Linked DNA regions of Homo sapiens: region 1 is linked to region 2. The links are chromatin loops, found by intact Hi-C in ENCODE. Cell type or tissue: OCI-LY7. All regions are shown on one strand. Links, peaks and the distances in the headings refer to the core of each region. The heading gives the core; the rest is flanking DNA.

What was found. A loop is a pair of places that touch in the nucleus more often than their neighbours do. Peaks named below come from ENCODE experiments on the same cell type or tissue, not always from the same donor. Only the 100,000 strongest peaks of a DNase experiment are listed, where the experiment ranks them.
Region 1: it touches region 2 in a loop (4-fold over the local background); 3 of 110 quality-filtered maps call a loop at or near these places.

What each region holds. Positions count from the first base shown.
Region 1 is chr4:2,950,053-2,960,981 of GRCh38, forward strand. It overlaps NOP14 (NOP14 nucleolar protein), which reads right to left. Exons shown (of 18, transcript NM_001291978.2): 2 at 7,554-7,688; 3 at 6,618-6,759; 4 at 4,372-4,511; 5 at 3,459-3,593; 6 at 2,223-2,345; 7 at 1,062-1,193; 8 at 1-161. It overlaps NOP14-AS1 (NOP14 antisense RNA 1), which reads left to right. Exons shown (of 4, transcript NR_015453.2): 4 at 101-1,026. Among named protein-coding and RNA genes, the nearest start is that of NOP14, 7.9 kb to the right of the region's middle. In OCI-LY7, for the core only: CTCF peaks have their summits at 5,340 and 5,546; a DNase peak (open chromatin) is centred at 4,869; H3K27ac peaks cover 611 bases.
Region 2 is chr4:2,691,120-2,702,048 of GRCh38, forward strand. FAM193A (family with sequence similarity 193 member A) reads left to right here. Exons shown (of 21, transcript NM_001366318.2): 16 at 2,467-2,755; 17 at 3,827-4,010; 18 at 5,244-5,474; 19 at 8,561-9,425. Among named protein-coding and RNA genes, the nearest start is that of TNIP2, 60 kb to the right of the region's middle. RefSeq lists enhancers at 4,877-4,936, 5,636-5,985. In OCI-LY7, for the core only: CTCF peaks have their summits at 4,381, 4,607 and 5,521; DNase peaks (open chromatin) are centred at 4,772 and 5,492; H3K4me3 peaks cover 1,889 bases; H3K27ac peaks cover 3,116 bases.

The DNA.
Region 1 (10,929 bases), core at 1,947-9,946, 260 kb after region 2:
CTCTCCACGTTGGATTCCAGGTCCAAGTGGCTATCTGGGCTGTCGCTCTCCTCTGTGTCCTCCCCGCCTGAACTGTCACCTTCTTCCTCGTTGCTCTCAGGGTCACTGGCTTCCTTGCTTTGCTCTTCCTGGACATCTTCCTCGACATTCATCTTTCCATCCTACCAAGAGCGTGGAAACCACAGGGCATGAGGACAGGCGGAGACAACGCTGGACCATCTCACAGCCACATCAAGAGGCTGCCCACATCAGGGCTTTCTACGTGGTTGCAAGGAACACAAACCTGTGTGCTCCATTTGCCCACTGGCACTAGGCCTCCTGCCCACCACCCGCTTCTAGGCTATTCGAGCCGCAGGAGCTACAGGCTGCTAGAGAACCCTGCGGCAGGATGCTGGGCGCGGTTCAGCTTTTGCCAGGGAGCAGCATGGGACTGGGATTTGGAAGGTGTACAGTGGCTGCGGGCTTTAGCAGGAGGAGTGTCTACAGCACCTTCTGCTCCTCCAGGTAACCTAGTGTTTTTATCAGTATCCATTTTCCTGTGTGGATCTCTTCTGCTTGAAACCTGTCCTGCCTATTTTTCTTCCCTGGACCCTGACTGATACACTCTTAAAACGAGAAAAGGGTACCGATTTATAAAGTTCGTGAATTAAAAACTACACCAGTCATGGAAACTCAATGACATCACTCAAAGAAAATTCACAACTCTAGCCTTGAGTTAGCTCCCTCAATAGTATGATGAGGTCATGCAGATAGAATCATACAGTTATTAACAAAAGTAGTTGATGTTAACCGAGTAATCAGTTTTATCTGTGTTCCTTTGAGACAGAGAGAGAGAGTGAGAAAGAGAGCGTGAGCAAGTGAGTGCACATACTATTGTTAAAGTCTTCTCTCTAAAGTTTTAATATCTGATATACCATAAACACCCAGATAAAGAACTTTAGAGAAACTGGTTAAAAAGATTTAAAATTCCCAACTGTAATAAATCCCTAAAATGAATACCAAAAAAATGTTTTTAAATTAAAAAAAGAGAGAGAAAGAGAAAATGAAGGCAAACATCTTACTTTGTAGGAAAGCAAACGCCTGTCATCTTTATCTAGCACGAAGCCATCATTCAGATCATCTGCTGACATATGTTTTGGTTTCTTAACATTTTCATCCTCATCCTTTCCAAGCATTCTTCGAAGTCTCTCAGCCTGAGCAGGAAGGAATGAGATGTCTTAGAGCACACTCTTCCAACATATGGTGAGGGGGCCGTGCAGTCCTGCCCTGGGCAGCGGGCTGGGCCTACGGTCCTCCCAGCTCTGAGGCTGGTGCATCCAGCCTGCTTTCTGCCTGCAGTTTTCAATCAGGCATGCAAACACTAGCTAAGCAGCACATTCCTCATTTAACAAAATCAACTGTTCAAACTTTGTGGCCAATACTCTCCAGTCACCAGGCAAGCCTATTATTCTGAGGCCTTCACAGCCCAATTCTGCTGGCCAGCCCCGACTGGGACTCATCACCCCCTGCACCGAGAGAATAGGAGCCAGGACGCCAAGAGCAAGCAGCTCCACGGCCTCCACTATTTGACCACACACTGGACACGGGAAGAAGCTAGTGATGTGGTTATGTCAAAACAGCCAGCTGAGCCAGCTGTGATGGCAGCCCACACCTGTAACCCCAGCACTGTGGGAGGCCGTGGTGGGAGGATCAGCTGAGACCAGGAGTTTGAGAACAGCCTAGGCAACATAGGGAGATGCTCATCTATACAAACAATTTTTGAAAATTAGCTGGGGCCAGGCGCGGTGGCTCACACCTGTAATCCCAGCACTTTGGGAGGCCGAGGTGACTGGATCACCTGAGGTCAGGAGTTCAAGACCGCCTGGCCAACATGGCGAAATCCTATCTCTACTAAAAATACAAAAATTAGCCGGGCGTGGTGGCAGGCGCCTGTAATCCTAGCTACTCAGGAGGCTGAGGCAGGAGAATCACTTGAACCCAGGAGGTGGAGTTTGCAGTGAGCCAAGATTGTGCCACTGTACTCTAGCTGGGTGACAGAGCGAAACTCTGTCTCAAAGAAAAAAAAAAAAAAAGGTATTCATGAATAAATATAAACTTTAAATAGACTAAAATATTCCACTGATCAAACAGAGTATTCTCTTCAGCCCATCCTGCAAAATGGAGCAGAAGGGGCTGTGGACGGACAGCAGCACAGCCCTGCTCCTGAGGTGCTGCCACCCTACCTCCAGCTTCCTGAGGTGCTCCTGCTCTTCCTTTGCCAATTCTGCCTCCGTCTTCATCCTGTTAGAGGGCTGCGCCTTCATTTCAAAGCCAAGCTCGCGAACCATCATGTCATATGCATCGGGCTAAGGTAGAAAGAAGAAATTCTTCATTTTAAAAATATATTTATTTCTTATTTTACAAAAAGAAAAGATCTAGCTTCCTGGCACATTCTAGTAATGGCTAGATAATGTTATTGAAGTAGCTAAGCCACATCTACGTCTTTTCTTCTAGAGAGAAAACTGTTCTGATAAGCCCTGAGGATTGCGAAATCAGTGGACATTCGGTCACAAAGAATTTGTTTACCCCTAGAAAAATTCTCAGAATACATCTGCTTTAACGAAAACAGGCCAGGTGCAGTGGCTCACGCCTGTAATCCCAGCACTTTGGGAGGCCAAGGTGGGCAGATCACGTGAGGTCAGGAGTTTGAGATCAGCCTGGCCCAACATGGTGAAACCCTGTCTTTACTAAAAATACAAAAATTAGTCAAGCATGGTGGCACGCGCCTGTAATCCCAGCTACCCGGGAGGCTGAGGCAAGAGAATCACTTGAACCCAGGAGGTGGAGGTTGCAGTGAGGTGGAGGTTGCACTACACTCCAGCCTGGGTGACAGAGCGAGACTCCGTCTCAAACAACAACAAAAACGCTACTTATCCAGGCATTACGCCCTAAACGTGGGAAACTAAGTAAAGTAACGGTAACATCAAGGCTGACTGACAAAGATGCACAGATGACCACATGACACTAATCTGCTGGGATCTAGACTTCTCTGAGAACGCAGTTTCTTAAACAAATGCAGCATTTTCCAATAGTTTCGACTAAAGAGAATGCAGTAGGAAACAACTGTTTACAGAGGCAAAAATAAGTAAATGTATATTAAATGTATGTATTATGTATCAACAGACAAACATGTCACAGGGAAGTTCAGACACCTATTCTAACGTGTCCACCCTGAAGTACTTCTTCCATCCAGAAACACCACTTTTTTCAGTTTAATTCACCTGCAATAGAGACTCAAGTAACTGAATCTACTTCCACCCCAAGATTACACACAGCAGGTAATTCAGTATCAATGTTCAACAGAAACTTGCCCTAAAGGAGACAGGTAGAAGAGCCGTCCAGCCCCAGCCCTTTCTCTGGAGAAAGTCGGTCACCCAAGCTCAGTGAGTGAAGAGTTTGTTTCAGTACTTGGCTCCCACCTTGGGTTTTTCCTTTTTGTCTCTGTTCTCTGACTTGGGAGTTTTGTGGGACAGGAGAGTCTGAATTTCTTTCCAGTCTTGGTCTAGCTTCTCCGTGAGCTCGAGGGCATCTTCTCGTTGAGCTTGTCTCTCCCTCTGGGGAAAAAATAACAGACACACACCACATACCGTTACTACTGGACTTCAACCCAGAGGCCCAATGTCAGTGCCAAGGACACACACAGTGATCACTCAGTTGGCACCAAACGTTTCAACACAGAAAAGAGGCCAGGAGAAATGAGTATTTTAAATGCAAAGCTACCAAATCTCATCAGACGGAAATCTTTTCCTGCCATAAACCATTAATTTAGATGCTCTGAGCAGTTCACTGCAAATGAATAAAAAAGTGATTTTTTGGGCACATGTCAGATACTAAAACCAGCAACAACAAAAAACCCATCCGCGCCAGGTGCAGTGGCCCACCCTGTGCTTTAGAACTAGGCCAAGGTGGGAGAACTGCTTGAGCCTGGTCGACACAGCACGATCCCCATCTCTACAAAAAGTAATTAGCTGAGCATGGTGGCGCCCACTAGCTACTTGGGGAGCTGAGGTGGGAGGATCACTGGATCCTTGAGCCCAGGAGTTTGAGGCCACAGTGAGCTTTGATCGTGCCACTGTACTCCAGCCCGGGAAACAGAGACTACGTCTCAAAATAAAACAAAACATAAACCAAAAAAAGGCAAAAGAACCAAAACCTGTCCGAGGTATATGCTTTATGTGATTTTTAAAATTCCTACTCACAATAAATGCTTTTACTGAACTCATATAAAATATTAAACACAGCCTAAAAAGGTACAGGAAAAAAAAGCTCAAACACATTTTGGTGAGCCTGTCTTACCGTGGAGAAGATGATCAAGAACACTCACTAACCCACCTTCTCTTGTTTTGACTTGGCAATGAGCTCTTCAATCAGCTCTTTCCGGGACTTCGGTTTCTCCCGCTCCTCGCCTTCCTGTTGAGTCTTCTTGTGAAGGAGCCCACCGCCTCCTCCAAAGTGGGCAGCAGTCAGCTCAGCTGGGGGCAAAAGGCAGAAAACCCCACAGTGAAGCCCAGCCCTGGCGTGGGAAGTGTTTCCTGTAGCACTCTGCCAGTGCTTCCCCCATAGTGGTCTGGAAAAGTCCACATTTGAGAAAAAAATGCTCACACGCAACAGCCTGGCCTGAGACCACAGGCACAATGGCACTTGAGAAATACCCAAGGTAAGCCACTCTGAGAAAACCCAGACCCATTACACTCCCAACTGGCCGTAACCCAAGTGGCTGGAAACACCCAGCACCTATTTTTGATTGTGCTGGTTCTAGCGAAGACTGGCAAACCCAGAGCAAGCTGACTCCAGGGTCTTGGTGGGAGCGTCGCCCAGGATCAGTGGTGCAATCTGTGTCCCTCCCACCTCCCTGGGCAGGGCCTGGAGACTCTAGTCACCTGTACCACGGCGCCCCCTCTAGTCACCTGCACGCCACGGCGCCCCCTCTAGTCACCTCCACGCCACGGCGCCCCCTCTAGTCACCTGCACGCCACGGCGCTCCCTCTAGTCACCTGCGCCACGGCGCCCCCTCTAGTCACCTGCGCCACAGCGCCCCCTCTAGTCACCTGCACCCCACGGCGCCCCCTCTAGTCACCTGCACGCCACGGCGCCCCCTCTAGTCACCTGGACCACGGCGCCCCCTCTAGTCACCTGCACGCCACAGCGCCCCCTCTAGTCACCTGCACCACGGCGCCCTCTAGTCACCTGCACCACAGCGCCCCCTCTAGTCACCTGCACGCCACGGCGCCCCCTCTAGTCACCTGCACGCCACGGCGCCCCCTCTAGTCACCTGGACCACGGCGCCCCCTCTAGTCACCTGCACGCCACGGCGCCCCCTCTAGTCACCTGCACCACGGCGCCCTCTAGTCACCTGCACCACAGCGCCCCCTCTAGTCACCTGCACGCCACGGCGCCCCCTCTAGTCACCTGCACCACAGCGCCCCCTCTAGTCACCTGCACGCCACGGCGCCCCCTCTAGTCACCTGCACGCCACGGCGCCCCCTCTAGTCACCTGCGCCACAGCGCCTCCTGGCAATGAGGGGAAGGCCACTCGCCCAACTCACACCAAGGCAGTTACCTCCAGTCTCGGGGAATTAGGATCTCCCCAGGGAATGCGTTTTATAGCTAAGGGTCCACGAGAAGTCTTGAACAATGAAAAGAGCAAAGACAAAGGCACAGAGGGGTTAAAATAACTGGCCATTCTCTTCACGCCCGTGAAGCCGAGCAGTGGCGGGGCCTCCTGGTGTGCCGCAGATGGCGGGTTCTGCACCACATGCTTGCTGCCCTAATTCCTAAGCCTTTTACCCCCTGGATTAGCCAAATATCAGAAGGCAGCCCCAGGCTTTAACGCCTTAACTTTCACACACTGACAAGACAAAGCTTTGAGAGTCAGTTTTAGATTTGTACACCTTTGTTCTGAAGATGCTGGAAATGGGACCTACTTTAACTTACAAGAAATGTCAAGTAATTGATGTCATGACTGCAACCTTATAAATAGGGTTCAAGACAGTCAGACCCGAACTGAATCTTAAACTCTGTTAACATTATTTAAGGCCAAAATTTATCTGTTTCATGTTGTTATCTACAGATATGAGGCTCAATATGATTTTCCTCAAACTGCTATAATTCCACAGTAGGTAAAAGCTAAAGGAACTACATCAATGCCACTGGTACAAATATTAGGCTGGAATTGATAAAGTAGGGGGAGCAAAGTAGTGCATTCAGTGAGGCACCTGGAGTCAGTGAGGTGGGTTCTCCCCACAGCTCTGACTCTGGCATCGGGCAAAACACCTTATTTCTCTGAGCTCATGGGTAGAACGAGCTATTTTGAGGTTCAAATAAAATAATGGATATCAACATGCTTTCTTGGCCCATAAAAGCATCTATCTACACACCATCTTAAAGTTCTGAAAACTTAAAAAAAAAACAAAAATACATAAAAACTGTCACTTGTGAAATTTGTAGAGAGGTTAATGATCAGTAAAACTTTCATGCAATAACTTTCTCTAGTCTCTAAGAAGAGCAGAAGGTCTAACAATGAACAGACTCTCCCTGACTCCACGCCCACAGGCCCGTGCACAGCACCCCAGCCTCACCAGACAACGTTCCTCGATCCTCAGCATCGCTGTCACTGTCCACAATGTCATTATGCTTCTCGATGTCTGCCAAAGACTGGCCATAATGAGTCAATTCTTCATCTTCATTTAGATTGTAGATGCTTTTTTTCTCATGATGTCGCTGACAGAAGAGAAAAAAAGTTTCCTAAAATTACCACTTCCATTTCACAGCAAAAAAAAAAAGATAAGGTAGATATATATATTTCCATTATATTTGAAATATGACAACGAATCCTAAGCAGCCTTAAAGAGTATTTTGGGTCAACTAAGCAATGATTCATGATTCAGACAGAAATGAAACTCATGGAGGGTAATTCTTTTTTTTCCTTCAGACAGAGTCTCGCTCTGTTGCCCAGGCTGGAGTGCGGTAGAGTGATCTGGGCTCACTGCAACCTCTGACTCCCTGGTTCAAGTGATTCTCCTGCCTCAGCCTCCTGAGTAGCTGGGATTATAGGCATGCGCCACCACGCCTGGCTAATTTTTGTATTTTTAGTAGAGACGGGGTTTCATCACGTTGGCCAGGATGGTCTCGATCTCCTGACCTCATGATCCACCCACCTCAGCCTCCCAAAGTGCTGGGATTACAGGCATGAGCCACCGCGCCCGGCCTCATGGAGGGGAATTCTTAAATAAGCCCAGGGGCCAGTTTCCACTCCAGCAATGCTGCTCAGCTGAGAACTCCTGTGCACACTGCTGCCGTGTAGTAGAGTTAAGGCATTTATCCATTCAGCTAACATTTGCAGAAGAGGTTGCTTCTCCTTTGGCCTAGCCAGATAAGGCACAGGATTCGAGGGCTATCCCCTGGACCTTCCGAGTGCCCAGGAACATGCAAAACATGCAGAGTCAGCCTTCTCCTTGGCCTTGACTTCCCTGTGAAATGTACAGCAAAAACCCTCCTCCAGTTTCTTTCCATACCTGCTGTTCCAGAGCAAACCTCTTCATCATCTTCTCCTCGGGGCTCATGTTGCTGTTGTATTCTCCGAAGCGTTTATCTCTGAATACATTGGATTTATCCCTTTCTTTGTACTCTTTTAGTAAAGTCTGTGTACGCTGGAAAACAGGTCAGAAACAATCTCACAAAAAATTCTTGTGATTTCCACTACAGGGGACATCAGAACAGTGCATACTTTAAAGTTCAGGGCTATGCACAGTGATGTCAAAGTTCACACCCAATCTGCTTTCATGCACGATAGGCTTTCTCTACTAATCACAGAATTTTGAGAAGAGCAAAACAACTTTCAAGGATAATGGGGCAATCACTTTCTTTTCTTCTTTAGAGTCTACCGGTGCCAAAAGGAAGGGTAAAAAAGAACACACTAGTCAAGCTCAAGGCATGAATGGCTCCCTCGGCTGTAACAGCTGCCTTAAGGTTTAAAACGTGCACATTTGGAAAAGTGGAAATGGGTTTAGACTCCTTCCGTCATGGAGGAGGGTACTATTTCCCATCAAAGGTACTCCTAAGAAATGTGTAGTTGTGAGTTCATACTAGACACAAGGCAATAAACAAGTTAGCGAGGTCACAGTTTAGGGGCTTCACCTTTATAACACCAAGAGGAGCAATATTTTAAATACGGTTAGCAAGTATCAAATAATTTGGTTATTTTCCCAGCAGCAACAAAAAAAGACCAAGTTTAACAGTATTCAAAGTTGGCTGTCCTGGAGGTTGAATTCCCTAAAGAAAGCTGTGAGAGGACAGAGATGGGTGAGGAACGAGTGGCCTCTGCAACCTGAGATGGCCACATTGCAAACTCTTTCTTGCTGCGGAACTTCTTCTATTTGCTAAGGAACTGCCATTACACTGGTGTTTACACAGCAATTCCGAAAGGAAATGGCATCAAGGCAAAATCTTGATGCCATGGAAGGCCCTTGGAATGATCCAATTCAGTGGTTTTACAAACCCACCACAAATCGGTGCCTCGGCAGACATTTGAAACCTCTCATCTAACCCGACTTAAGTGTTCCTTGCCTTCCTCAGGGATTCCTCTAATTTGTGAAGTCACTTTGAAAGAATGCGTGCGTGTGGCAGGAGGGAGCGTGTGGTGACTTGGTCACTGCCACTCTGGTTCCAAGTTCTGTTTCAGGAGGGGACAGGTCAGATTTTGCTCCAGACATAGGTCACTTCCCCAGGGTCGGAGATGAACTTAAAGGCTAAGAAACCCAGATTTAAGGTCAAAACCAGGAGCTGGAAGAGGAGGAAAAGAGAGTGGAAGGGGTTAAGAAGCAGCTGGGCAAGAGCAGAAGATGCTCCAGCAGGGACAGAAGCACGACCTGGCCCTCCTTTCCATTTAGAGCACATTCCATCTGGAGAGGTCAACCGAAATATTAATCATGTGGACAGGAGAAAAGGATGTGAAAAAACCATTTCTCTTATCTCACTTTGAAATGTGAAAGTGCTATTATTACACTTAAAATGCATGAAAAACCCCTCTGCTACCTGAAGAGTAGGAAACCATCCATTAGTTCAATAAATACTGCCAAGGCAATTTTCGTCATTTTCTTCAAGAATATTTCAAGAACCAATTTGTTTCAACTGACACACGCTGAGTTATTAATCCCTAGTAACTTCTAGTAACTTCCTACCGTGGCAGTGCTAAACAATGTTTGTTAAAAACACCTTTGGGGCCGGGCGCGGTGGCTCACGCCTGTAATTCCAGCACTCTGGGAGGCCAAGGCGGGCGGATCACGAGGTTAGAAGATCAAGACCATCCTGGGTAACATGGTGAAACCCCGTCTCTACTAAAAATACAAAAAAATTAGCCGGGTGTGGTGGCGGGCGCCTGTAGTCCCAGCTACTCAGGAGGCTGAGGCAGGAGAATGGCGTGAACCCGGGAAGTGGAGCTTGCAGTGAGCTGAGATTGTGCCACTGCACTCCAGCCTGGGCGACAGACAAAGACTCTGTCTCAAAAACAAAAAAAAACAAAAAACACAAACAAACCACCTTGGGTACAATTTCCTGAACCAGAGTCTAAAGACAGCGAGTGTCCCCAGATAGACCAGAGGGCTCCATCGCCATTGCTCTGTTCTCTCCGCTTCTGTTACGAGCCATTCCAGAGCGAGATCCTGCTGGATGCTGATAGTGAACCACACACAGTACTGAATCAGGTTAAGCTCTCTGAACCTTCACCATTCTTTATCCGCAGAGCAAAATTTTAAAACAACATCTCACTATTTAAATCACAAGGTCTAGCTGGCAATCAGATGGGAGCACATTACATGTGCTAGCCTGTACTGCTCGATGAACTCTGTACGGACAGAGGCTGCTTGCATGCTACACTGAGACCTTTTTTTTTTTTTTTAAAGATGGAATCTCGCTCTGTCGCCCAGGCTGGAGTGCAGTGGCACAATCTCAGCTCACTACAACCTCCACCTGCCGGGTTCAAGCAATTCTCCTGCCTCAGCCTCCCCAGTAGCTGGGATTACAGGCGCACGCTGCCACGCCCAGCTAATTTTTTTGTATTTTTAGTAGAGATGGGGTTTCACCGTGTTGCCCAGGCTGGTTTCGAACTCCTGAGCTCAGGCAATCTGCCTGCCTCGGCCTCCCAAAGTGCTAGGATCACAGGTGTGAGCCACCAAACCCAGCATACACCGAGAAGACTTCTGAGGTCTGTCCCTGCAGAGGGAGGGAGTGTCACTGGCTTCTAGCAGGAAGGGGGTAGATGGGGCAGGCATCAGCCATCTCTGCCTCTAAAAATATTAGTTCTCATTATCTGGAATATGATTCTATGGGTAAATCTTAGTGAAGAACAGCCCTTAGGCTATAAATACGTAATATGAGTTATTCTACATTATTGTGATTCTCTTTCTTTCTTAAACTATATAGATGTTGTGACATCATATGGAATTTACGGCATAAAATGGGGATAACAGTACTTCCCCCTCATAACGGTGAGGATTAAATGTAAACCGTGTGGCACAAGGCCTGACCAACTGTAAGGGACCAGTAACTATATTATTAATATAGTTACTATATATTATTATATTAATATTATATTAATATTATAATCACATTAATATTAATATATTAATATTATAATCACATTAATATTAATATATTAATATTATAATCACATTAATATTAATATATTAATATTATAATCACATTAATATTAATATATTAATATTATAATCACATTATCAATATATTAATATTATAATCACATTATCAATATATTAATATTATAATTACATTATTATTATATTATTATATCAATATTATATTAATATTATATCGATATTATTTTAATATTATATCAATATTATTATATTAATATTATATCAATATTATATTAAT
Region 2 (10,929 bases), core at 1,541-9,540:
AGAGAGCTGATCCCCTAGGACTTTGATTAGAATTTTAGCTGTTGTGCTAGATTCCTCTGGGGCTTCGCTGCACTGTCTTGCTTTTGTCTCTGTTTCTGTTCTTCTGTGATTTGAGTTAGGGTCTCACTCTTGTTCGCCCAGGCTGGAGTGCAGCAGTGCAGTCTCAGCTCATTACAGCCTCTGCCTCTTGGGTTCAAGCGATTCTCCTACCTCAGCCTCCCAAGTAGCTGGGACTATAGGTGCCCACCACCACGCACGGCTAATTTCTGTATTTTTTGGTAGAGACGGGGTTTCACCATTTTGGCCAGGCTAGGAGGTCATTGCTTTCTGAGCATGTGGCAAGATTTCTCAGAAGCTGCTTTAGGAAAATGCTGAGCAGATGTGAGCTGACAGGGCTGCCTGTCACCCAGCCTAGGGTACAGCCCCTGGCTGTCACTTAGGGGGCCCAAAAGCAATAATGTGATCAGAGACCAATGGCAACTCAGTAGCTGGCTCGAGGAGGCCTCACTAGCCAAAGCTGGGACAGATTGAGCATTAAAAGGAATGAGGAGGCTGAGTGTGGTAGCTCCCAGCACTTTGGGAGGCTGAGAGGGGAGGGTTGCTTAAGCCTGGGAGTTTGAGACTAGCCTGGGCAACATAGTGAGACCCCGTCTCTAAAAAAAAAAAAAAAGTTAAAAAAACAGGAAGTTTGACTATAGCATACAAATAAAGTCAAGAATCCATAAGGATTGGGATGCTCAAACAGAGCAGTAGGGTGGGAAGCTCCTTCTTCTAAAAGCACACCTCCTCTAAATGTGTAAGAAGGATAAGAGTGGCAAGTCAGCATGCTGCACCCCCAGGGTAACAGCTGGTGCAAGTATGCAGCATTCATGGAGGTTAACAAGGGATATCAGTTTGGGGAATGGAGTATTTCTACTGTTCAAAAGCAGCACCCATAGGGTACTGACAGATTACAGCAGGATGATGGGCGCTTGTGTTAATCAATTCTCACACTGCTATGAAGAAATACCCAAGACTGGATGATTTATAAAGGAAAGAGTTTTAATTGAGTCACAGTTCCACATGGCTAGGGAGGCTTCAGGAAATTTACAATCATGGTGGAAAGCACCTCTTCACGGGGGAGAGAACGAGTACACGGCGAAGGGGGAAGCCCCTTATAAAACCATCAGCTCTCGTGAGAACTCACTCACTATCACTAGAACAGCATGGGGGAAACCATCCCCACGCTTCAGTTGTTTCCACTGGGTCCCTTCCACCACATGGGGGGATTATGGGAACAAAATTCAAGATGAGATTTGTGTGGGGACACAACCAAACCCTATCACTGGGTACCGACAGATTACAAAGGAATGGTGGGTGCCAGACTCTGGAGGAACCTAGCAGACAGTGCCATGCACACCACCATGAAACAGAGAGACACTGGGTGCATCCCATTGCCACAAACTCAGAAGGATCCAACGTAATATTTGCAGGATTTGTGCCCAGAACATTTTATCCAAATCTACCAAGACAAGACAAATCCAAATTGGCAGACAGGTAGCCTATTAAAAATGTTAAGTCTTGTGAAAAGAGAAAAGGGTTGGAAGAGGCTGGGTTAGTGGGAAAGCTATAATGGACATGTGAAGGAAATTGGAAAATGGAATATGGGTTATACCTTAGATGAGAGTATCCTGTCAGTGTTAAATGCCAGTGAGGTGATCATGGTATTCAGCAAAATGTCAAAAAAAGAGAGAGGGAGGGAGGGAGGGAAAGAAAGAAAAGAAAAGAGAGGAGAGAGAAGGGAGGAAATTTTTAAGTAAAAAGCTCGGTACAGTGGCTCACACCTGTAGTCCCAGCACTTTAGGTGGCCCTGGTGAGAGGATTGCTTGAGCCCAGGGGTTCAGGACCAGCCTGGACAACATAGTGAGACACTGTCTCTTAGAAAAAGGTGATTTTTTTTTTTTCTTTGAGACGGAGTCTTGCTCCGTCACCCAGGCTGCTGGAGTGCAGTGGTGCGATCTGTGATCCTCCTGCATCAGCCTCCCGCGTAGCTGGGACTACAGGTATGTGCCACCACGCCCAGCTAATTTTTTGTATTTCTAGTAGAGATGCGGTTTCACTGTGTTAGTCAGGCTGGTCTCGATCTCCTGACCTCATGATCCACCAGCCTCGGCCTCCCAAAGTGCTGGGATTACAGGCATGAGCCACCACGCCCGGCCAAGAAATTTTTTTTAAAAAACCAAACTGTCGATGTTCTGAGGAGTTCATACCGAAGTGTTCAGAGGTGAGTGTAACTTGCAGACGTTCGGCTAAAAAGTGTGTGTGCCTGTAAGAAATAAAGTTTATAAATATGACAGAATATTAGGTCGTGAAGATGAAGCAAGGTGAAGGATGAATGGGTACTCTTTGTGTGTTCTTTCAGATTTTCTACAGGTTTGAACATTTTTGAAACAAACTTGGCAGTGACTCTCGCCTCTCTAAATGCAGGTGACGTGTTTCATGGCATCAGCAAGGAGGACCACAGACACTCGGCCCCAGCCGCCCCGAGGAATAGCCCCACGGGCTTGGCCCCCCTCCCAGCGCTCTCGCCTGCTGCGCTGTCACCTGCTGCGCTCTCACCTGCCTCCACACCTCACCTTGCAAATCTTGCAGCCCCATCATTCCCCAAAACAGCAACCACAACTCCTGGGTTTGTGGACACACGCAAGAGTTTCTGTCCTGCACCCCTACCCCCGGCCACAGATGGCTCCATTAGCGCCCCTCCAAGTGTCTGCAGGTGAGCCAAGTCCTGACTGGGGACGTGGGAGCACTTTGGAAAATGGGTGTTATGCCTCACTAACACAGCTACAGAAACTCCCCTGGGACCATGCAGTGGAAAAGTCTAGTGAAATGCCGAGGGAATGCAGGGATGTCCCCAGCAGAGGCCATGGGTAGAGGGGGGCTCCCATCTCAGCCTGTAGTTTTGCAGAGGGAAGAGCAGGGGCCGTGGGCCGCCATGGATAGGTGGGCCAACTACGCCTAAACACTGACAGCATCGGGGGTGTGCATTGTTTTTTACTCATTGTATAAGTTGTATTTGTTATACCTAGGGTGGAATCAGAGGAAAATGAATGAAATGTGTATATAGTAAAAACACAATACAACAAACACTCAACAGGTGTGTTTTTTTGTTTTTTGTTTTTTTTCTCTGAGACAGAGTCTCACTCTGTCGCCCAGGCTGAAGTGCAGTAGTGCGATCTCAGCTCACTGCAACCTCCACCTCCTGGGTTCAAGCGATTCTTCTGCCTCAGCCTCCCAAGTAGTGAGACTACAGGCATACGCCACCATGCCTGGCTAATTTTTGTATTTTTAGTAGAGATGGGGTTTCACCATGTTGGCCAGGCTGATCTCGAACTCCTGACCTCAAGATCCACCTTCCTTGGCCTCCCAGAGTGCTGGGAGTACAGACGTGAGCCACTGCACCTGGCCAGACTTTCTTTTTAAGACAAATTCTGTTACCTTTGAACTCGCCTGTTTGAAGCTATACCCCTTTTCGAAGCCCCTTAGTATGGAAGCTGTGGTGGCAGGGGCAGTCTCAGAAGGAGTCATTGGAGAGACTACGTGTTCCTGTTCAGTGGCGCTCTGTGAGCACTTTGAGGGACCGCCTGCATGCATGCGCACACGCCATGTCTCCCACGTGAGCCCCTTGCTGCTTGTGTATGACTCCCTAGTAACCCTGGGACTATGCACCCTCTGCGCTGCCTCTTGTCTGTGAAATGGGCAGGACAGTGGGTGGTCATGTGCAACAATGTGAGTCATTGCCTCCCGGGCCGGCCACTTGCTGATGAGCTTGTATGCGGTTTTGCAGTGACCCTGACTGCGAAGGGCACCGCTGCGAGAATGGTGTCTACGACCCACAGCAGGATGATGGGGACGAGAGTGCAGATGAGGACAGCTGCTCTGAGCACAGCTCCAGCACCTCGACCTCCACCAACCAGAAGGAGGGCAAGTACTGCGACTGCTGCTACTGCGAATTCTTTGGGCACGGCGGGGTGAGTGCATGAGGTCAGCGCATCATGATGTGGGAAGTGTGCAACACACGGGCTCCTTTGCAGAAATTCTGTACTAGGTTGAATTCGGGGTATATTCCACTTCTAGGGTATATCCATTGTAAAGAAACAAAGAAAAATATATGCCCAAAGATTTAGCCATAATGATTTTTTTTCTTCATTTTTTACTTTGTGGTTTTTAAGGTAACTGGTAAATCAGCAGTGAGGTATTCCTACTGAATACCCATTGGTAGGAGGTTGTTAACCATGGTGTATCCATATGGTGGAACATTGTAGCCAGCGACAGCAGCGTTGTGTGTGTGCAGTTGGGTTTCTCTTGTTTGAATACAGAGGGCGTTGGTACACACACATACTTGTCCATCTTTCCAGAGCTGTGATTTAATTTATACAACCAATTATCACCCACTGTTTAAGAGGGATGGGTGACAGGAATAGCAGGGGCTTATAGTTGTTCTTTTTCTGCTTTAGCTCTGTTTGCATTTCCTAAAATGTTCACATGTTTTTATAGCAAGAAATTTGGCAGTAGGATTCAGGGCTTTTTTTGGCACCAAAAAGGAAACCCACAAATGGATGGAAAGATACTACAGACACATTTATTGACATGAAAAGATATTCACACCATGTTAAATAACAGGTAGAGGCCAAGCATAGTGGCTTATGCCTGTAATAGCAGCACTTTGGGAGGCTAAGGGAGGATCTCTTGAGCCCAGGAATTGAAGACCAGCTTGGGCGACACAGGAGACCCTGTCTCTACAAAAGATAAAGAAAATTAGCTGAGTGTGACAGCACACCCCTGCTTGAGCTCAGGAGGTCAAGGCTGCAGTGAGCTATGATCGCACCACTGCACTCCAACCTGGGTGACAGAGCAAGACCTTGTCTCAAAAATAAATAAATAAATAAATAAATAAAATACATTAATCAGGATTTGTAATTGTTTCCTTTTCAGTTTAAAAAATCCACTTATGTGCATAGCTATACATGCTTTATCAGGTTTTTCATGAATATGTAAAATTTGAGAGTAGGTATCAAAATGCCACTTTTGGGTGACTTGCTGATAGGTTTTTCTCTTTTTCTGCTGGTTGTTGTATTTCCTTATTTTTCACAACAAATATATACTACTTGAGTAATAAAACAGTTTATTTTTGGAGGTGTGGTCTGAAATTTATTATATTCAAAATTTTTAAAACTTAAGCATAACTTTGTTGTTTTTCTCAGCCTCCAGCTGCACCAACAAGTAGAAATTATGCAGAAATGAGGGAAAAGCTTCGCTTACGGCTGACCAAGAGGAAAGAGGAGCAACCTAAAAAAATGGACCAGATCTCAGAAAGGGAAAGCGTCGTTGACCATCGGAGGGTGGAGGATTTGTTGCAGTTTATAAATAGCTCCGAAACCAAACCAGTGAGCAGCACGCGTGCAGCGAAGCGAGCAAGGCATAAGCAAAGGAAGGCAAGTGACAGTTCTCAGCACCTGGAGGCGCCAGGTCTGAGGGCATTTGAAGGTGCCGTGCCACGCCAGTCTCTAGGCAGGGCTGAGCCACAGGAGGTCGGGGCTCTGACGTGTGTTCACTTGCCCACAACTTTGTTCTGAGAGCCAGCCTGTCTCTGGTGGCCTGAACTGGAGACTGGTAAAAAACTTAACTTTGTGTTTTCGGGAAATTACTTCCCCTTTTGTAGAATGGGTTTGTTCTTGTGCTGGCCATCATGAGGGCAGCAGCAGACACTCCAGCTTTATCTGCTGGAGAACCTTCTTTTCGAAGAAAGGAGCCGTCAACTGTAGAGATGATAGAAGAAAGGCCCAGGTGGGCTTTTGGGGCCTGTGGGTTCAGAAGTGTCTTTGATATGAGACTGGGGCGGGGCACTTGGCACAGGGAAGTCTTCTGGACTCAGGTCTGAGCATGTCCCCCATGCTGCTCTTGTCCCACTGCTGTTCCAGATGAAGACCAGCACATGGCATTGATTAGAGGGGAGGAAAATAAGTCTTCATGGGAAGACATGAGCAGTTCCCTCCTTACCAGAGGGCATGGTGTGTCACAAAAAGCAAATGTCAAATACAAAAAACGTTAGCCAGTCATGGTGGTGTACGCCTGTAGTCCCAGCTACTCAGGAGGCTCAGGTGGGAGGATCACTTGAACCTCAGAGGTGGAGGTTGCAGTGAGCCGAGATTATGCCACTGCCCTCCAGCCTGGGTGACAGAGTGAGACTGTCTCAAAAAAAAAGACAACTTTTTTCTCTTGGAGGATTGTCTAAATGCCCCTATGCTGGAGCAGTTCCAAAGAGCCTTCTGGTTTCAGCTCCCTAAAAGTGTCAGGCTCCAAGAACCAGACCTCAGTGAGCAGATGTGGGCTGCATGCAGAGGGAACTTGTAGGTTCCTGGGGTTCTGACAGTAGGACAGTGGTCTTGGGAAGAGGCCAGGTTTCTGTCTGCAGCATGGTCAGGCAAAAAGGTGAGGAAGAGGACGATCCCACAGTGGACCAGAGGGTGGGCCCGATGTCCTGTGTTGTTACTTGTATCTTAGCTGTTGTGATTGTTCTACCCTCAAGAGCTCTGCTCATACCTCGCAGTCCTACAGTAGATTTAGACTGACTATTGGGCCTGATTGGGAGGCTTTGGGGGAGAAGCCTTGTCCCGTGCCCCAGAAGACTAGAGACTGCTGGAGTGCAGAGAACACAGTGTGTCCTCCATTCAGGAGCGTCCAGCATCGGGGTACCCACGATGGTCCAAGGCCCTGAGACGTCCCATTGGGATTCACTGGAGGCCTCTGGGACGCCTTCCTGAGTTTTCAGGGTACTCTCCACCCCAGGCTCTTGCCCTCTGACCTTGCAGGTGGTCTGAATCCAGACTTGAGGCCCAGCTGAACCTTAGAGGCTGATGTCATAGGCCCTGCCCAGCACCCAGTCCCACCTCGAGGGACCACCTCCTGGTGCTTTCTACGCTGCACCCATTTTACAGAGCAGCTCACAGATGTGTGTTGAGGCTCACTGGCTGGCTGGTTGTTGAAGGGACAGCAATAGTTGACCTATGGACTCTGTCCCGTAGCAGGTCCAAACCGGGGGCCTGTGCTGGGGCAGCCGTTCTGCTGGAGACCAGGGCACCTGCCTTTACATGCTTGTTATTTGTCCATATATTGACAAGGCACGTGTGCTGGATTTAGATCAGCTCTGAGAGGATGCCAACTGGCCAGTGTGTGCCAGCGAGTGTCCTGATGGAGTTGGTCTCTCCTCTGCTCCCGTGCAGGCCCACAGCTCACTCTAGACACTGGACTGCAGGACCCATCCACGAGGTGGCTGCTGGGTGCTGCTCCTGACATACACATGGAGAAGGATGTTAAATAATTTTTACTTGAATTGTCAAATGAAATTTTTAATAACATACCATTGTTAAATTTTTATCATAATTTTTAAGTTTTTCAAAAGACAAGTCAATTTGCCTGTTTAAAATATTGTGAAAAATAATTTACACTTGGGGAGTACTTTTCTATTTCTCTAGGAGAAATGCTTTTGGCAGAGTTTCTCATAAGCCCCAGCATTTCTAAAGGTTGGTGGTGGGTGGAGCCGTGCTCCTAACACTGATGACTCTCATCTGCTTTCTGAACACAAAGAACAGTTTCCATTTGTGCCCCTGGAGTTTGTGTGCATCACTACTCAAATGCTGTCTTTACTTGGGATGAAAATTAATTTTCCATCAAGTTGGACAGTGAGTCATTTGCTCTGTCACATCTGTCACACTAGTGAAAATATATGGCACTTCTGTTTATCTGCTAGGGTGGGAAGAAGGAATTTCTAGTTCTTTACTACACATTGCTTTTTGTGGTGCCATCACAGCTCATTGCAGCCTCAACCTCCTGGCTTCAAGCGATTCTCAAACCTCAGCTTCCCAAATAGCTGGGACCACAGTCGTGCGCCCTCACATCCAGCTAATTTTGATACTTTTTGTAGAGACGGGGTTTTGCCATGTTGCCCAGGCTGCTCTTGAACTCCTAGGATCACAGGTGTGAGCCACTGCACCAGCCTGGTACACATTTCTTACATTCCCTGTTCAAGTGAATGCATTAGCCTTCGCCTGGAAAGGTGGGTTTGCTCAGAGTTCTGGCGGCACGTGTACAGCCTCAGTACTGCCCGGGCAGTCTGTGGTATTGGTTACATCATCCACTCGGCCAGGCGGCATGATGCCCTGCCGCACCTGTGAGGGGGTAGCTGACTCCCTGGATGTGTGCTTTGCAGCTGCTTTGTCCTTGGTTACTGTGTTTAGTACCAGGTCAAAGGCTATCGGGAATTTTTTGTTAACTACCACCCCCCCCCCCACACACACACACACAAATAAGTAAGCATATACTTTAGTAAATAGATGAAGTTTAACAATCCTGCAGAGTAAGAGAATTGGAGGTGGGTGTGTGTTAAGTTTTGATTTATTACAGCCTCTTCAGAGTTTATGTTCCATATGTGATTCGTTTTTGAAATTATCTTAGTTTTTCTGTATGACTTAATTTTTAGCACTCACTGTAGTCTTAAATTGCCTTCTTTTTGCATTGGCAGCTGGAGGAGAAAGCTCGCCTAGAAGCAGAGGCCAGGGCCCGGGAGCACCTGCACCTCCAGGAGGAGCAGAGGCGGCGGGAGGAGGAGGAGGATGAGGAAGAAGAGGAGGATCGTTTCAAGGAGGAATTTCAGCGGCTTCAGGAGCTTCAGAAGCTAAGAGCTGTAAAAAAGAAGAAGAAGGAGAGGCCAAGTAAAGACTGCCCCAAGTTGGACATGCTCACTAGAAATTTCCAGGCAGCAACAGAGTCTGTTCCTAACTCTGGAAACATCCACAATGGCTCACTAGAGCAAACTGAAGAACCAGAAACCTCTTCTCACTCCCCATCCAGGCATATGAACCACTCAGAGCCCAGGCCAGGGCTAGGGGCTGATGGGGATGCTGCAGACCCCGTCGACACCAGAGACTCCAAATTTCTCCTCCCCAAGGAGGTGAATGGGAAGCAGCATGAGCCACTCTCTTTTTTCTTCGACATCATGCAGCACCATAAAGAAGGAAATGGCAAGCAGAAGCTGAGGCAGACCAGCAAGGCCAGCAGCGAGCCAGCGAGGAGGCCCACAGAGCCCCCCAAGGCCACAGAGGGGCAGTCCAAGCCCCGGGCCCAGACTGAGTCAAAGGCTAAGGTGGTCGACCTCATGTCCATCACAGAGCAGAAAAGAGAGGAGAGAAAAGTCAACAGTAATAACAATAACAAAAAGCAGCTGAACCACATCAAGGACGAAAAGTCAAACCCAACCCCTATGGAGCCCACCTCTCCCGGTGAGCATCAGCAGAACAGCAAGCTGGTGCTGGCAGAGTCCCCTCAGCCAAAGGGCAAGAACAAGAAAAATAAGAAGAAGAAAGGAGACAGAGTCAACAATTCAATTGGTAAATACAGAATAGCGGGAAGGTATTTCTGAGCGATGCCTGGTTTTCCATGTGTGATGTGCTAGTATAGGAAAACACTGGGTTTGGCATGCTCTCGCCATGTGGCCTCCCTCCTGTAGAAAAGAGCGTAGAGGGGCCAGGCATGGTGGCTCACACCTGTAATCCCAGCACTTTGTGAGGCCAGGGTGGGCAGATCACCAGAGGTTAAGAGTTCGAGACCAGCTTGGCCAACATGCTGAAACCCTGTCTCTACTAAAAATAACAAAAAAAAATTAGCTGGGCTTGGTGGTGCACCTGTAATCCTAGCTACTCGGGGAGGCTGAGGCAGGAGAATCGCTTGAACCCAGGAGGCAGAGATTGCAGTGAGCCAAGATCATGCCGTTGCACTCCAGCGTGGGTGACAGAGAGACTCCATCTCAAAAAATACATATAGAGAGAGAGAGGATTTCTACCCCCTCCAGTTCCCCAACTTTAGTTCCCCAACATCAGTATTTCCCATGTTTGCTTCGTTATTCTCTCTCTCCCTCTCTCTCTTATTTTTCTGGACAGAAGGAGAGTCACTTCATACATGATACCCCTTTAACCTAAAATACTTCCATGTATATTTCCTCAAGATAAAGACACTTATAAAACCACAGTACAGTGATCAAAATGAAGAAGTTGACACTGATCCAATGCTATTCTCTAATTGTAGACCTTACTCATGTTTCTCCAATTGTCCTTTTAACATCCTTTATAGCAAAAAAAAAAAAAAAAAGCTCTTGTTGTTTCTCCTGACATGGGATCCAATCCAGGATCCCATGTCGTATCTCTTTAATTTCCTTTCCTTTGGATCGGTTTCTCTGTTTTTCATGACCTTTACTTTTTTGAAGAGTGCAGCGCATTTATTTTTTAGAGGATCCCTTGGTCAGGGTGCATGCCCCATGTCTTCCCAGTCAGGTTCAGATACCATGTTTTGGCGGCAACACCACTGATGTGGCCAGTCCCTGTTGGTATATCCCACCAGGAAGTGGGTGACGGTGTCTGTCCCATCACTGGGGATGGGAACTCTGATCCTGGGTTGAGCTGGTCTGCCCATTTTCACTACGGTCAAGTTAATATTTCTCCTTTGCTAATTAGTAAGTGTCTTATGGGGAAATGAGTATCCTGTTTTTATTGAACATTCACCGACTAGTTGTAGCATCCATTAATGATTCTTGCCGGAAATGTTTATTACTGTGTTGTCATATGGTGATTTTTTTTTTTTTTTGAGATGGAGTTTCGCTCTTGTTGTCCAGGCTGGAGTGCAGTGGCACGATCTCAGCTCACCACAACCTCCGCTTCCCGGGTTCAAGCGATTCTCCTGCCTCAGCCTCTCAAGTAGCTGGGATTACAGGCATGCACCACCACACCCGGCTAATTTTGTGTAGTAGAGATGGGATTTCACCTTGTTGGTCAGGCTGGTCTCAAACTCCCGACCTCAGTTGATCCGCCTGCCTCAGCCTCCCAAAGTGCTGGGATTACA